Regions from separate parts of the Homo sapiens genome. Here region 2 is linked to region 1. The links are chromatin loops, found by intact Hi-C in ENCODE. Cell type or tissue: PC-9. All regions are shown on one strand. Links, peaks and the distances in the headings refer to the core of each region. The heading gives the core; the rest is flanking DNA.

Region 1 (6,958 bases), core at 1,762-4,261:
AAGAAGTGGGCTCTGGAATTAAGCCACCTCGTTCAGTTCCTGGCCCTGCCACTCACTAAGGGATATTGAGCAAGTTACTTAGCTTCTGTGCCTGGAGTCTTACCCAAAACATGCCGGTGATAATGACAGTGCCCGCTGTGAGGGTGAGGACCAAAGGCTCTAACACGGGGATCCCGCTGGGCACAGTCAGGGTGAGCTGCCCTGCTAGCCTGCTGCCTAGTGTCCTGGGAGTCCAGTAAAAGCAAACCAGCACCTGCCTTGCTGCCTCTGGAGTCCCCTCTTTTCCAGATAGAGTCCCCTTGGTAGGTGCCCTGACTCAAGGTGCCCAGGCCTCCTCCTCCTCCTCCATAGCAGGAAGGAAGCTGGGCACCAGACCAAGAACTGGGATGGGCCAGGCAGCAAGACTGTGGGCAGCCCAGGAAAGAGAACAAACCCACTGCCTGCCACAACAGCTGTGGGAAGGGGCTGCTGCAGAGGATGTAGGTGGCAGGGAGGGGACCATGCCAGGACACTCACAGAGTAAGAAGCAGCGAGCTGATGAGTCTTAGTCCCAGGAACAAATGAACATTACCAGCAATAAAATAATGGCTGGTTTCTGATTCTGCTAAGTAGTAGCATATTAAAGAAAACTGCCATCCTGACACCCTTCTAGATGAGAGGATGCTACATTCTGACTTGGGTTTCAGCCCAGCCAGTCCTGTGAGGTGGAAGTCTCAGAACCATCCCCAGCTCAAGAGCAAAGTCTATACTGTAAGTTGAATGCTAATACATCTTTCTTGGTGTTTTTAGATCCCAGAGCCCCAGGAATAAAATGCAGAGGATCCACAGTTGCCTCCCAGTTTTATTAGGATGGTGCAAAAGTAATTGCAGTTTTTCCATTAAAATTAACAGCGAAAAATGCAATACTTTTACGCCAACCTAAATAATACAGGTAACTTTAAAGTCCCCTTCTTGAAGCCCCCTTCTGAGGTAGTCCCCTCTCCCACCCCCAGTCTTTTTTTTTTTTTTCAACGTAGAGCAAGGTCAATTGTGAGGGTGGTGAATGGGTGACTGGAACCCACAAACTTGACGCATGGGAAGGCCGGGTCAGAAGTCAGGGTGTGGGTGTGGCTCTGAAAGGTGGCATTTTATAGAAACATGGAGATACACAAAATGTTCATCCCAGTACTCACAGCTCTAAAGATGGCTTGGCAGAGTAACGTTAAATCATACACCTCGAAGACAAAACTAAAACCCCGAGGGCACCTTGGAAAGGTCTGAGCAGGGGGGTGGGGGGTTTCCTCGGAAGAGGGTGCATCTGGGGCCAGGCACAGTGACCCACACCTGTAATCCCAGCACTTGGGGAGGCCGAGGAGGGTGGATCACCTGAGCCCAGGAGTTCGAGACCAGCCTGGCCAACATGACAAAACCCCATCTCTACTAAAAATACAAAAGTTAGCTGGGTGTGGTGGTGCACATCTGTAATCTCAGCTATTTGGGAGGCAGAGGCATGAGAATCACTTGAACACAGGAGGTGGAGGTTGCAGTAAGCTGAGATCATGCCACTGCATTCTACTAGCCTGGACAACAGAGTGAGACTCTGTCTCAAAAAAAAAAAAAAAAAGAAAAAAAAAAAAAAGGGGGTCCATCTGGACCATACCAGCATGGGGCCCAGGGTCTTAACTAAAGAGCTGAGAGGTCAGTGACCAGGGCTTGACTTCCTCCTTCTTTTGGTAAGGATGATCCAGGGACAGCCCCTTCTAACAAGTGCCTTGGAATTTATGGCCCCTTCCAAACTGCAGTTAATGGCCTGTAGACACACAGAACTGACCTCCCGACATCACTGGTTAAGCCCAGAATCTCTGCACTGAGAGGGTACTTTGGGTTTTGTCTGACTGCCTCAGAGGGCATCCTTAAAAGTTGCCAGGCCTGTGATATAACTTTGTCTTCCTCTGTGCCCTCTCAATGAAAATTACATGTCTGAAATCTAAAAATCCATTCTCAGAAGTATAGGAGACTCCTGAGAAAAGAACGAAAGGCCAGTAGCATGGTCTAATTTTGTTCTAGGAACATCAGAATCATAGCTAACCAGAAAATGCCAGAACAGTTAGCCAATTTGGGGCCACACCCAAACATGGTTTACTTTGTCTCCATGGTGTTAGTCTGTTGCAAGGTTCACTAGCTGCGCCTCCCACTGTGGTTTGGGGCTACAGAGACAAACCCTTACAGGGATGACAACACAAGGCTGAGGGCAGACGGGGAGGACACAGTGGCTCTCAGCCTCCCCATTAGTCAGATAACTAACATGAAGTCATTTTTCTAAATCAGAGCCCTAACATCTGTTTTTCATGAACGTGAATCACTAGCCATACTCATGACAGCAGAATAAATGTCAGTAAATTACTTCTACAAACCATGAGCTTACATTCATGTTATTGCTTTATTTGGATCACCTCTTTTTTTTTTTTTTTTTTTTTGAGATGGAGTCTCGCTCTGTTACCCATGCTGGAGTGCAGTGGCATGATCTTGGCTTACTGCAGCCTCCGCCTCCCAGGCTCAAGCAATTCTCCTGCCTTAGCCTCCTGAGTAGCTGGGATTACAGGTGTGCGCCACCACGCCCAGCTAGTTTTGTATTTTTAGTAGAGATGGGGTTTCACCATGTTGGCCAGGCTGGTCTCGAACTCCTGACCTCAAGTGAACCACCCGCCTCACCCTCCCAAAGTGCTGGGATTACAGGTGTAAGCCACCACACCTGGCCTATTTGGATCCCTTTGACTAATATCTAAAAACACATCTGTTATACGTGTGGCTCATGAAATGATCACTTGAAATTTACACAGCACCTTTCAGTTTACAACAGACTTTATCCACACACTGAGGCTCACAGAGGTTATAGCACTTGTCCACAGATGCACATTGGAAGAGCGAAGCTAGGTTTTCAACCCAGGTCTCCTCAGCCCTTAGCACATCATGATGGAATGCACCAGCGGCACGCCGCCTGACGCAGAGCTGCTTCCTTCCTCCCAGCCATCCAGGGGCCTCACTCAGAGCAGAAAGTCATCACGTGGACTCAACGAATGCCCTTAGCTGTCTTCCTGGTGGACCAGTGACCACACCTCCCACTCCAGGGGCACTGGCAAAGCAGGGCACACACCCAGGTCAATGCCAGGAGCCGGATCTCCCAGTAAGACTAGGGGCACTGGTAGGAGCATCAAGCAGGGGATCCAGACCCTGCCTGCTGTCTGCAAAGAAGGTGGTACCCCACGGCCAGCTGGTCCAGCTCAGGCACAAAGTATTCTTGGCCCTCAGGCCAGGGTCCTGACTGCCTCCGGTGGACAGAAGAGCAAGAGCGTCTGGAAAGCAACAGTGAGCTTGTCTCCAGCATCCACAACAGCTCCAGTGCCGGGCTTACATATGGCAGCATGCAGCCTTCCCACAGCTGCCCTGTGACCTGGGTACTGAACCTCTCCCACCACCTCCCTCAGCCCCCACCCCCAGGTTATGAATGGGCTCTCCCGATTAAAAGCATGTTCTCACTGCTTGGAACATGGTAGGTGCCTTATAAATGATGGGTGGGTAGATGGATAGATGGATGAATGGTTTTCCTAACAAAATGGAGGACTTTGATGAATTGTCATTAATTCTCATTGATCTTCAGTATTTTATACTTCTGTAGCAATTGGGAATAGAAACTCTTTTAAAAATGACATGTCTTTAGGATATTTTTTCATAACTACCTAGCACCCAGCAATTCATCACACTTATTTTTCATCTAATAGGTCTTTTATTGTTTTTGCTTTTTAAATCTCTTTAGATTTTCTAAGGAAGGTGATGGGTTTGATTATTGATTGAACTGAATTTGAATTGGAGGCAGAAAGCCTCAGTGGAGGAGTCTAACAGGCACCTCAGCACACACTACCGATTAGTTAAAGGTGATGATAAAATCAGGCAGCATGCACAGAACAGAAAGGAGCCTGAAGGAAGGAACCTTGAGACACTTACATGGGAAGGATAAGAGGTGTGTAAGAACAAGTCAAGACAGAGAAGGGGTAGTTAGAGAGTCAGAAAATAGAGACATCTCCTGGAAGCCACAGAGTGAAGAGAGCAAGGTCAGGAAAGACTTTAATTTGCAACTAGAAAAACACTGGTCATTACATTCTGCCATTAAAATTTGGCAATTAAACATTTTCTGTGATTTGTGCATGTGTAATAAATGGTAGACGGCAGCCTTGAAGGAAGGCGGGACCAAGGAAAAGGCTTTGCATGGGGGAGATTTATTCATGGTTTGTCGGTTTTTAAGGATGGAAGAGATGTGAGCCTGTCTGGAGGCTGAAAGGACAGTGAGAAAAGATGGAGTGGGTGGGGCAAGGCCTGAGGGGCTGCCGACCAAAGGCTGGGTGTGGGGAGCGGGGAGGGGAGCTGCAGGCACTGGCATCTTGTACTGACTCAGGATTTGATCCGATTGTGAGCTCCATGGGAATGAGGACACCAAAGTGGCCAGGAGAGGGCAGATAACTAGATGCAGAGCTTCCTGTGCAGGAAGAGTGGATGGCAGAGTTGAGGGAGGATAAGGAGCAGGAGGACCCAATATTGAAGGACCTGCCTCAGAGCTGTATGTGTCCCAGTCAAGGTGCACTGTACCTGAGCTCAGAGCCCTTCCATGGCGTTACATTACACCATTAAATGTTGTTTTGTGATACACTCTGAGGCATACTTAAAATAATTTCTAATGTATTTTACTCTGGAATTAAACTCATCTCAAAAAGTGTCTAGGAATAAGTCTATAGCAATCCTAAATGTATCCGCTTTCCCAGTGTGTTCCACAGAATTGATGCTTTTTAAGTCCATACCAGAGTGACCACAGTAACCTCCTCTATACACAGTAGCCAAGGAAATGGCCACAAACACCTCCAGTAAAGCATCTCTAAGAAAACCACTTCTGATTTTTGGGGTTTTTTTGTGTGGGGGGGGGAGGGTAGGGAGACAAGGTCTCACACTGTTGAGTGTCAGGTTGGAGTGCAATGGCACAATCTTGGCTCACTACATACAACCTTGGCTCACTGCAACCTTGTCTCAAGCTATCCTCCCAACTCAGCCTCCCAAGTAGCTAGGCCTGCAGGTGTGCACCACCACGCCTGGCTAATTTTTTTTTTTTTTTCAGAGACAGGGTTTCAGCATGTTGCCCAGGGTGATCTTGAACTCCTGGGCTCAAGCAATCCACTAACCTTGGCCTCCCAAAGTGTTGGAATTACAGGTCTGAGCCACCGCACCAGGCCCAATTTTGTTTTTCATGAAGACAATGCACTGCAAATATCTACCAATTACCTTCTAAAAACACGACAGCTAAAATCCATTATGTATTTCTCAGTCTTACAGGCACAAACTCTGAAAAGTCCTCCTAAGGCAGCTCTCCTGTGAAGAAAAAAAAAATCTATACATGCTCTCAGAATAGTTCATTTAAAATGTTCAGAATAGATGCTGACATGGGGAAATAAGCTTCATCCTCAACAACTGCATTCACCAGCTAACAGTATACCCCACTGAGAAGAAATAAATCAAATGCTTCAATATATACTTAGGAATAGAAAATGGCAATTTGTTTTTTTTGAGATAGTCTTGCTCTGTAGCCTAGGCTGGTGTGCAGTGGTGTGATCTCGGCTCACTGCAGCCTCCGCCTCCTGGGTTCAAGTGATTCTCCTGCTTCAGCCTCCCAAGTAGCTGGGACTACAGGTGTGTGCCACCACACCCAACTACTTTTTTTTTGTATTTTTAATAGAGATGGGGTTTCACCATGTTGGCCAGGCTGGTCTTGAATTCCTGGCCTCGAGAGATCTACCCGCCTCGGCCTCCCAAAGTGCTGGGATTACAGGTGTGAGCCACTATACTTGGCCAAAAAAAAAAAAAAAATGGCAATTTTAGTACAAAATAAAAGCAATGTATTTTTTCCAGAGATTCCCTCATTTATGTGGCTTTGCCTCAGTAATCCTGCCTATGAGTTTAACATTCTAGAAAAGAGAATATTCCTGACAGTCAGAGCCATGAAATAAATCTTTACGCTACTAGCTGAAAACTTCAGAATCCACCACGCTACAAATGTCATTGATAAATGTCATTCACAAAAAAAAGAAGTGTGGGGAGAATAGGACTCCATAATCTGAATTTAAACAGTACCCATAGCATACAGAGAAGTTTAAGGTACTCAAGATGTATTCGAAGGCTTAAAAGTAAAGCACTGCCACTAAGCAACTTGGCTTCCAGGCTCCCTGACTGAAGGGCAGACATGAACATCAGGAACGGTGAGCATCCTTCCAGCTGAAGGTACAGAAATCCTAAAACAGCATCCCCAAAATGATCTTTCCAAGAAAATGAATTTCCATAAAGGAAAATAAAGGCTAAAACACACTTCGGCATAACACTAAAAACATAGACCCACACTCTAATAGAAGGGTTTGCCCTTTTGCACTTTGGCCCTTGAGAGATAGCTCAAAGCAAAGTCATCAACTATTCGAGTACAAAAAATGTTCTCCATGTGTACAAATTGGATATCTTTAGAGAAGACTTGGACATAGAACATACAAGCCTCACCTTTGAAGAATGAAGATCTTAGATGAACTTCAGGGGGAGTGTGAGGAACGCCAGAGAGCAGCCATTTGGAGAGACATGCTTGGCACGAGAGTGGAAATTCTGGAATAACTGGAGATCAAATAGCCACTCCTGACCACGTCACCTTTATACCCTGTACCTCACTGGGCAGCTGCCTTGGCATGATGAGAGGGCGTGGTCCCCTAAACGCACTGGAGGCTTTCCAAATGCTTCTCTGACCTGACCGTCGGCTTGATTTTAGTTGCTGAGATTCCACTGAAGCCCTCGCCCCTTGTCTCCACCCCGTTGGTGGCATCTGTATCAAATGTGCTGTCGGGCTTTTTGGGAAACCCTAGGATTGATAAAGAGCAGGGTCCCCTGACGTTTGGGGTTGCAC
Region 2 (6,220 bases), core at 1-2,500, 200 kb after region 1:
ACACCTGGGGCGCCCGCGCGGGAAGCGCCAGTGCGGGGGAGAGCCCCGGATACTCGACCCCCAAGCCAGTTTGGGGAGAAAGACGGCGGCGGGGAGGGGAAAGTTGAGCACACAGCTGCGATTCCCGTGAGTTGCGGCGACTTTGCATAGGTGACATCGCGCCGCGGTCCTGCCTTGGGCACGGTGGGACCCGCTTGCTGAGCGCGCTCTAGAGCGCGCGGCACATCGTCGAAATTTCTAACTCTGCAGGGAAAGCGCTATGTACTTCGGCTTTACAAATGGGGAAACTGAGGCTCAGAAACGCGCCCTACCAAAGCCACCGACCAGTAAGTGGCAACGCCAAATAATAAATAGGACTTTAAGCCCAGGGCTTTCTGCTGCAGAGAGCGTACCCTCACCCCTTCGATTCTGCCAGGCATCAGGACCAGGAGGGTCCCGCAGCCGCGGGCAGCCCTGCTGCGGGGAGGAGACCGAGGCCTTGCCCGCCAAGAAAAAGTCAAGATCCGCGGGCAAATGGGGCAGATGTGGAAGCCAGGACGCGCGGCGCGGTGGTTCCAGGACCGAGGACGCGCTGCGGGGAACGCCTGGGAGCTCCGCGCCGCTGCGCTCTTCTCCTGGACTCTAGGGCCGGCCTTTGGGTGCTCAGCGGGGCCCGCAAGCTCAGAGGGTCCCAAGGCGAGCCGCCGTCTCCAGTCCGCCCGGCCTGCCTGTCCTTCCGAATTCCAATGGACATTAGGGAATTGCCCTCCTCCCTCATCCTCCAAGACTGGGCGCTTCAGAATTTTCTCTCCCTCCCCCTCCCTCTCCCTTGTCACTTAAAAACTCACATTCTGTTCTCCAGGAACCGCTTTTGCAATTCAGTTTTCCTATCTGCAAAATGATAGGAATAAAGCCATTAGGTGAATGAATAGATACTAGTATCTCCATTTAACAGAAGAGGAATCAAAACCTTATAGGATTGTTGTGATATCACATTAGATTATTTGTAAACAGCTTTCAAAAGGCTGCAAAAGAACAAAAAAGAATGTTGTTGCCTGCTGAGCCCAGGGGAACACTGTAGGTGAATCAGGGTATTTCAGGCCCCTGGGCTGCTTTGAGACAGGTGCTCTTACCAAACACCATCAATTGTTGAGTGTGAACCCTGGAATAGAGTGAAGCTTACACTGAAGCCAGTATTTCCACATCCCATATGATCTGGTGCTTATGTTTTTCATTTCCTTACCTCCTTGCCATATACTTTACTGTTACTTGTTAAGATTAATAAATCCCTTAAGAGTTGATGTAGGGACTTAAGTTCCTTAAGGGCAGAAGTTTTTAAAAATGTTTTTAATACTTTAGTGCTTATTTATTTGAAGTAGTGGTTTTAAAAAATATACAACTGACACACGCTGATATATAAGGTATATAGTAAAGAATATAAGGAGTATAAAATGAAAAGCCAAATTCTCTCTTATTCCATTACTAACCTCCATGACCAGAAAGCAATCATTATTAATGGTGTCTTCTATATTCTTTCTGAATGGTGTGTGTGTGTGTGAGGTTAAGCATGTGGGCTCAAACCAACTGCAAGAGTCGGAATTCCAACTAGGAGTGTGGCCCACAAGCTGTGTCATCTTGGACCTGTTACTGAATCTTCTACTGACTTTTTTCTCTCTTCTCCATGATGAGAATAGTAATGGGAGTTACACATAAGGGTGTTGTGAATCAATATCCCTGCAGCTTGGGTGAGACACCATGTGGTGAGTGCTTGGTAAATATTAATTACTATTCCTGTTGATCTACTTCATCCTTTTTTGGTTGCAGAGTATCCAATGTGTGAGTTACCATAATTACTTACCAGTCTTCTATTGATGGACAGTTAATTTTTGATTTTTTGCTATTTAAATGATTCTGCCATAAATATCATCCTAGATAATTCTTATTGACACCTATCATACATAGGATGACACATGAATATCATTGTACATACATACTGATATATCTGTAGACTAAAAGCCTATAGATTTGGATTTTCTGAGTCAAAGGATGTATACAATTTTAAGAGAAAATTCTAGAATTATAAACTTTTTTTTTTTTTTTTAATGGAGATGGAATCTTGCTCTGTTGCCAGGCTGGAGTGCAGTGGCTTGATCTCGGCTTACTGCAACGTCTGCCTCCCGGGTTCAAGCAATTCTCCTGCCTCAGCCTCCCCAGTAGCTGGAACTACAGACGCACACCACCACTAATTTTTGTATTTTTAGTAGAGACGGGGTTTCACCATGTTGGCCGGGATGGTCTTGATCTCTTGACCTCGTGATCCACCCTCCTCGGCCTCCCAAAGTGCTGGGATTATAGGTGTGAGCCACTGCACCCGGCCCTGGAATTATAAACATTTAAAATGATTAAACAATCCCCAAATTACAGAAAGTTTCAAGTATAACACAAAGAACCCTACCTTCCCCTAGCCATTTGTGATGGAGTTTCTGACATGAGGGTTTAGTGTATTTTATACAAACAAGGACAACCTTCTATTAAACTGCAATCCAACCATCAACATCTGTACATGATATGTTGCTATCATCTAATCATCGGAGTCCTTTCAAATGTTGCCAGTTGTCTCCGTAATTTTTTGTTGCCAAACGATCCAGTTTAGAATCTCATGTTCTGTTTAGTTGTCATTTCTAAGTCTCCTTCAAATCAGATCAGTTCCTCTGTCTTTGACTTTCATGGCTTTGCTATTTAAATATTAAGCCACTTATTTTTTAGGCTGTCCCTAAATTTGGGTTGGTCTGCTGTTTCCCATGATTATACTCAGGTTTTGCATGGTTGGGAGAATCATCTTGCAGAAGTGAGGCCGGGTCCTCTCCCTGTGTCCTGTCAGCTGGTGCATGGCTGCAGTATGTCTCCTTACTGCTGCTGGGATCCCCAGACTAAGGTGCTGTCTTCCAGCCTTCTCCATGGGCAAGTTACTCCCTTCCCCCCTGTAATTAATATGTATTTTTGGAGGAGGGGTGTACACATTTAAAATTTCATAAGGCCAGGCGCGGTGGCTCACGCCTGTAATCCCAGCATTTTGGGCCAGGGCGGGCGGATCACTTGAGGTCAGGAGTTCGAGACCAGCCTGGCCAACATGGCGAAATCCTGTCTCTACTAAAAATACAAAAATTAGTTGGGTGTGGTGGTGCGCGCCAGTAGTCCCAGCTACTCCGGGGGCTGAGGCAGGAGAATCGCTTGAGCCAGGGAGGCAGAGGTTGCAGTGAGCCGAGATTGTGCCACTGCACTCCAGCCTGGGTGACAGAGCAAGACTCTGTCTCAAAAAAAAAAAACTAAATAAATAAAGAATAAAATTTAATAAACAATGTCAAATGGTAGCAGAGAATAGATTTTATCTTTGTATTCCTGCCTCCCCAGCTTCTTCTCAGGGCTCCCCAGTGTGCCCGTCGCTGGTACCCTCTACCTCCCTGACGTTTTACCCTGCCCTGAGACCTACCCTTCCTTGTTCACTTTCTAAAGGAGGAAACTGATGCCCAGAGAGTCAGATGGTGTTTACCCAAGATCACACAATGAGTCAGAGGCAGCCGATCTCTTCAGCCCTGAGCCTCACAAGCCACACTGTTAAAGTCTGGGTTGGTGGGTGGACACCAGAGGACAGCAGAGTCCCCTCCCTACTTCCTTGTCGTAATAGTGGCCGTCTGGAGACTCAGCCTTTGCTGGGACTTAGTGGCTGGCATGAGAGGGAGGAAAGGATGGTTCACTTGGCCATGCCAGCAGGAAGCTCACCACCAAAGATGGGCTTCAGAGAAGCACCCTTTAATTTCACTGCCTGGGCATACCCCAGTTCCAAGGATAACTGGTCAGGCAAGTCCCACTGAGGGGTGGCCTTGGGCTTAGCCTCCTCTCTGCACGTGGATAGGGAACCTTAGGGGAGAGAAGGTTTCTGGCTCACCAAGGAGCCTCACAGAGTCTGGACGTGCCTGCTTCCTTTGCAATGGCAGAGTCCAGGATTAGTGCTGAAAAGGCCTGCAGTTCCCATCCACTGACCCTCTCAGGTGCTCCAGCTCTCTGGCAGGCAGTAGTTAAAACCCGTCCCCCTCAGTCTCTCTGTCTAAACCCTCTGGGCCAATATGGCATTAGGCTAACAAGGGTTCTGGATTTTTGAGATAACCATCCAGGAAACAGAACACATGCAAAATATTGCCCCAAATCTTAGCCATATCCAGGAAACTACTTGTAAATTACAAGAAAATATGTTTTCATCAGACACTGAATCCTTTTTTTTTTCTTCCAATAAACCTGGAAAATGGAGGGGGGACCCCATTTTTGGAAGCATTCTGGCTTTGCCGTTGTTCAGCTGGGTGGGGGATCGTGGGTTATGCAAGAGTGCCCTAGGCCTTTAAAGAGCTGTCACCTGACTCTGCTCCTGCCAGTTCGTCAGCACACAGCCTCATGTGACTGCCCTCCAAGCAGCTGAACACACACGCAGCTCCCTGGGCTCACATTGGTCTACTTGCACAGCCCCACCCTGGCTGCCTCCGCTTGCTCTCTGGGCTCCAGCTCTTTTCTGAATGACCCTGCAACCCAACCTCCCTTCATCTGTCCAAGTCCTGCTCCCTGTTCGGATCACCACTCAACTGTCCTTCCCTCAGAAATCAGGTCCTGGCCAAGCAGCCCTGCCCACTGTCGGCTTCCCTGGGGTTCCTGCATGTTCTTGCAGATCAGGCCCATCATTTATCTCCCGTGCTCGTGTGATTATCGGGTTAGTGTCTGTTGCTCCCCTGCTCTGAGCTCTGGGAGGACAGGGACTGCGATGCTCACTCTGATGTCCTGCTGCCTTCCACGGTGCTTGGTGCATAGTAGGCTCTCAACAAATATGTGTTGAATAAATATTGTTCAATAACCATAATATCATATTTTGATGCTGGCCTTCATCTTAACTTTGACTGAAGGGCATTTTCCAAACAGAGCTAGCTCTGCCCTCCACCATCCAGGTGGCCTGAGCTCACAGCACTTCCCTGGAAGAGCAGGGTCTCTTGGGAAATGACTTGATGGGATGACAGAATGCGGAGCTGGGAGAGGGAGGGTTGAATTGTCCTCACAGGGATCTCTGCTGGCTTGTGGGCCAACATTCTCCTCTTGCTGTTGCCGTTCATTGGCTCTTACTATGTTTTCAGATGGTGGCCCCCAACTCAGCCTCTTTCTCTTTCTTGTGTTGGTCCAAGATCACCCTTTGTTTTCTCTCCTAGGATGCGTGTGCTACAGAGCAAGAAGTAATCCCCTTTTGCTCAAAGCTTAGCAGAATTCCATTTAGGATTCCTAAATTTCTACCCCACATGTGTGACTGCTTGAAAGTGTAGGACTCTCACACTTATGTTGGCAATGTGCTTTCCCTCATCTGCACACATAGAGAACTACATCTTGATGAGTGCTTGAAGGGAGCTGTAATGAACCAGAGAGGCCAGCCAAGAGGAGTGAAAAATCTGAACAATGAAGTTCTTGAATCTAAAACCATCAGAAATCTCAGCCTTCTGGGGGTTCTGGAAGCTTCAGCTCATGTTGGGGCATGGGCCAATGAGCAGTTCTCTTTACCTAAATTACCTTAATTAGGAGCTTTAACCATCAGGGATTCAGGAATTAGGCAGAAATGGTCCAAATTGAAGGGAATGAGTTCAGGCAATAAAATTTCCAGACCCACTTCTGGAAATCTTGGTCATGTGGTTATGAAGGAAGACAGCAGGAAGGGAACCAGTCCTCACTGAAGGCTACGGTATGCCCAGCAAGTGTGGTCTGGGAGCCTGGCATGCACATTAGCAATTGGGTTGGGCATCTGAACTCCCCAGTGTCAACTGGGTTGTGCAGATAAGGAAGCTGAGGCACTGGTGCAAGGTCACACAGTCAGAGAGGGGAGACCAGAGGCAAACCCAGGTCTAAGGGGCTCTGAGCCTGGATTTCCACAGCGCCTGGGGCAGGCAACAGCCACAGCAGGGGTGACTGGTTCATGGGGCCTGGCACAGCCAGAAGCAGGAAAGCTGTGAAGAGCAGATGTAGAAATTCAAAACCAGAGCCCCCCTCATGGGCCCATGCTGGGGAAAACAGTGGCAAGCAGCCCTGTTAGGCCCTGAGTGCATCGTGCCCTACAGCAGGTGGTGGGCATCCCTACATCAGGTGGTGGGCATCCCTACAGCAGGTGGTGGGCATCCCTACAGCAGGTGGTGGGCATCCCTACAGCAGGTGGTGGGCATCC

The links. A loop is a pair of places that touch in the nucleus more often than their neighbours do. Peaks named below come from ENCODE experiments on the same cell type or tissue, not always from the same donor. Only the 100,000 strongest peaks of a DNase experiment are listed, where the experiment ranks them.
Region 2: a loop joins it to region 1, with 4 times the contacts of the local background. A loop is called at or near these places in 3 of 110 quality-filtered maps.

The regions. Positions count from the first base shown.
Region 1 is chr2:237,683,102-237,690,059 of GRCh38, reverse strand. The region is part of intron 1 of LRRFIP1 (LRR binding FLII interacting protein 1); the gene reads right to left. LOC124906128 (a long non-coding RNA gene) reads left to right here. Exons shown (of 2, transcript XR_007088145.1): 1 at 1-750; 2 at 3,007-3,686. Among named protein-coding and RNA genes, the nearest start is that of LRRFIP1, 59 kb to the right of the region's middle. RefSeq lists enhancers at 2,701-3,200, 3,222-3,291, 3,201-3,702. In PC-9, for the core only: a CTCF peak has its summit at 3,173; a DNase peak (open chromatin) is centred at 2,169; H3K27ac peaks cover 1,105 bases.
Region 2 is chr2:237,480,917-237,487,136 of GRCh38, reverse strand. LOC105373957 (a long non-coding RNA gene) reads left to right here. Exons shown (of 2, transcript XR_001739962.2): 1 at 1-326; 2 at 416-1,437. It also overlaps a transcript of MLPH not described here. Among named protein-coding and RNA genes, the nearest start is that of MLPH, 3.2 kb to the left of the region's middle. RefSeq lists an enhancer at 51-1,019. In PC-9, for the core only: CTCF peaks have their summits at 819 and 1,090; a DNase peak (open chromatin) is centred at 1,116; H3K4me3 peaks cover 2,045 bases; H3K27ac peaks cover 1,882 bases.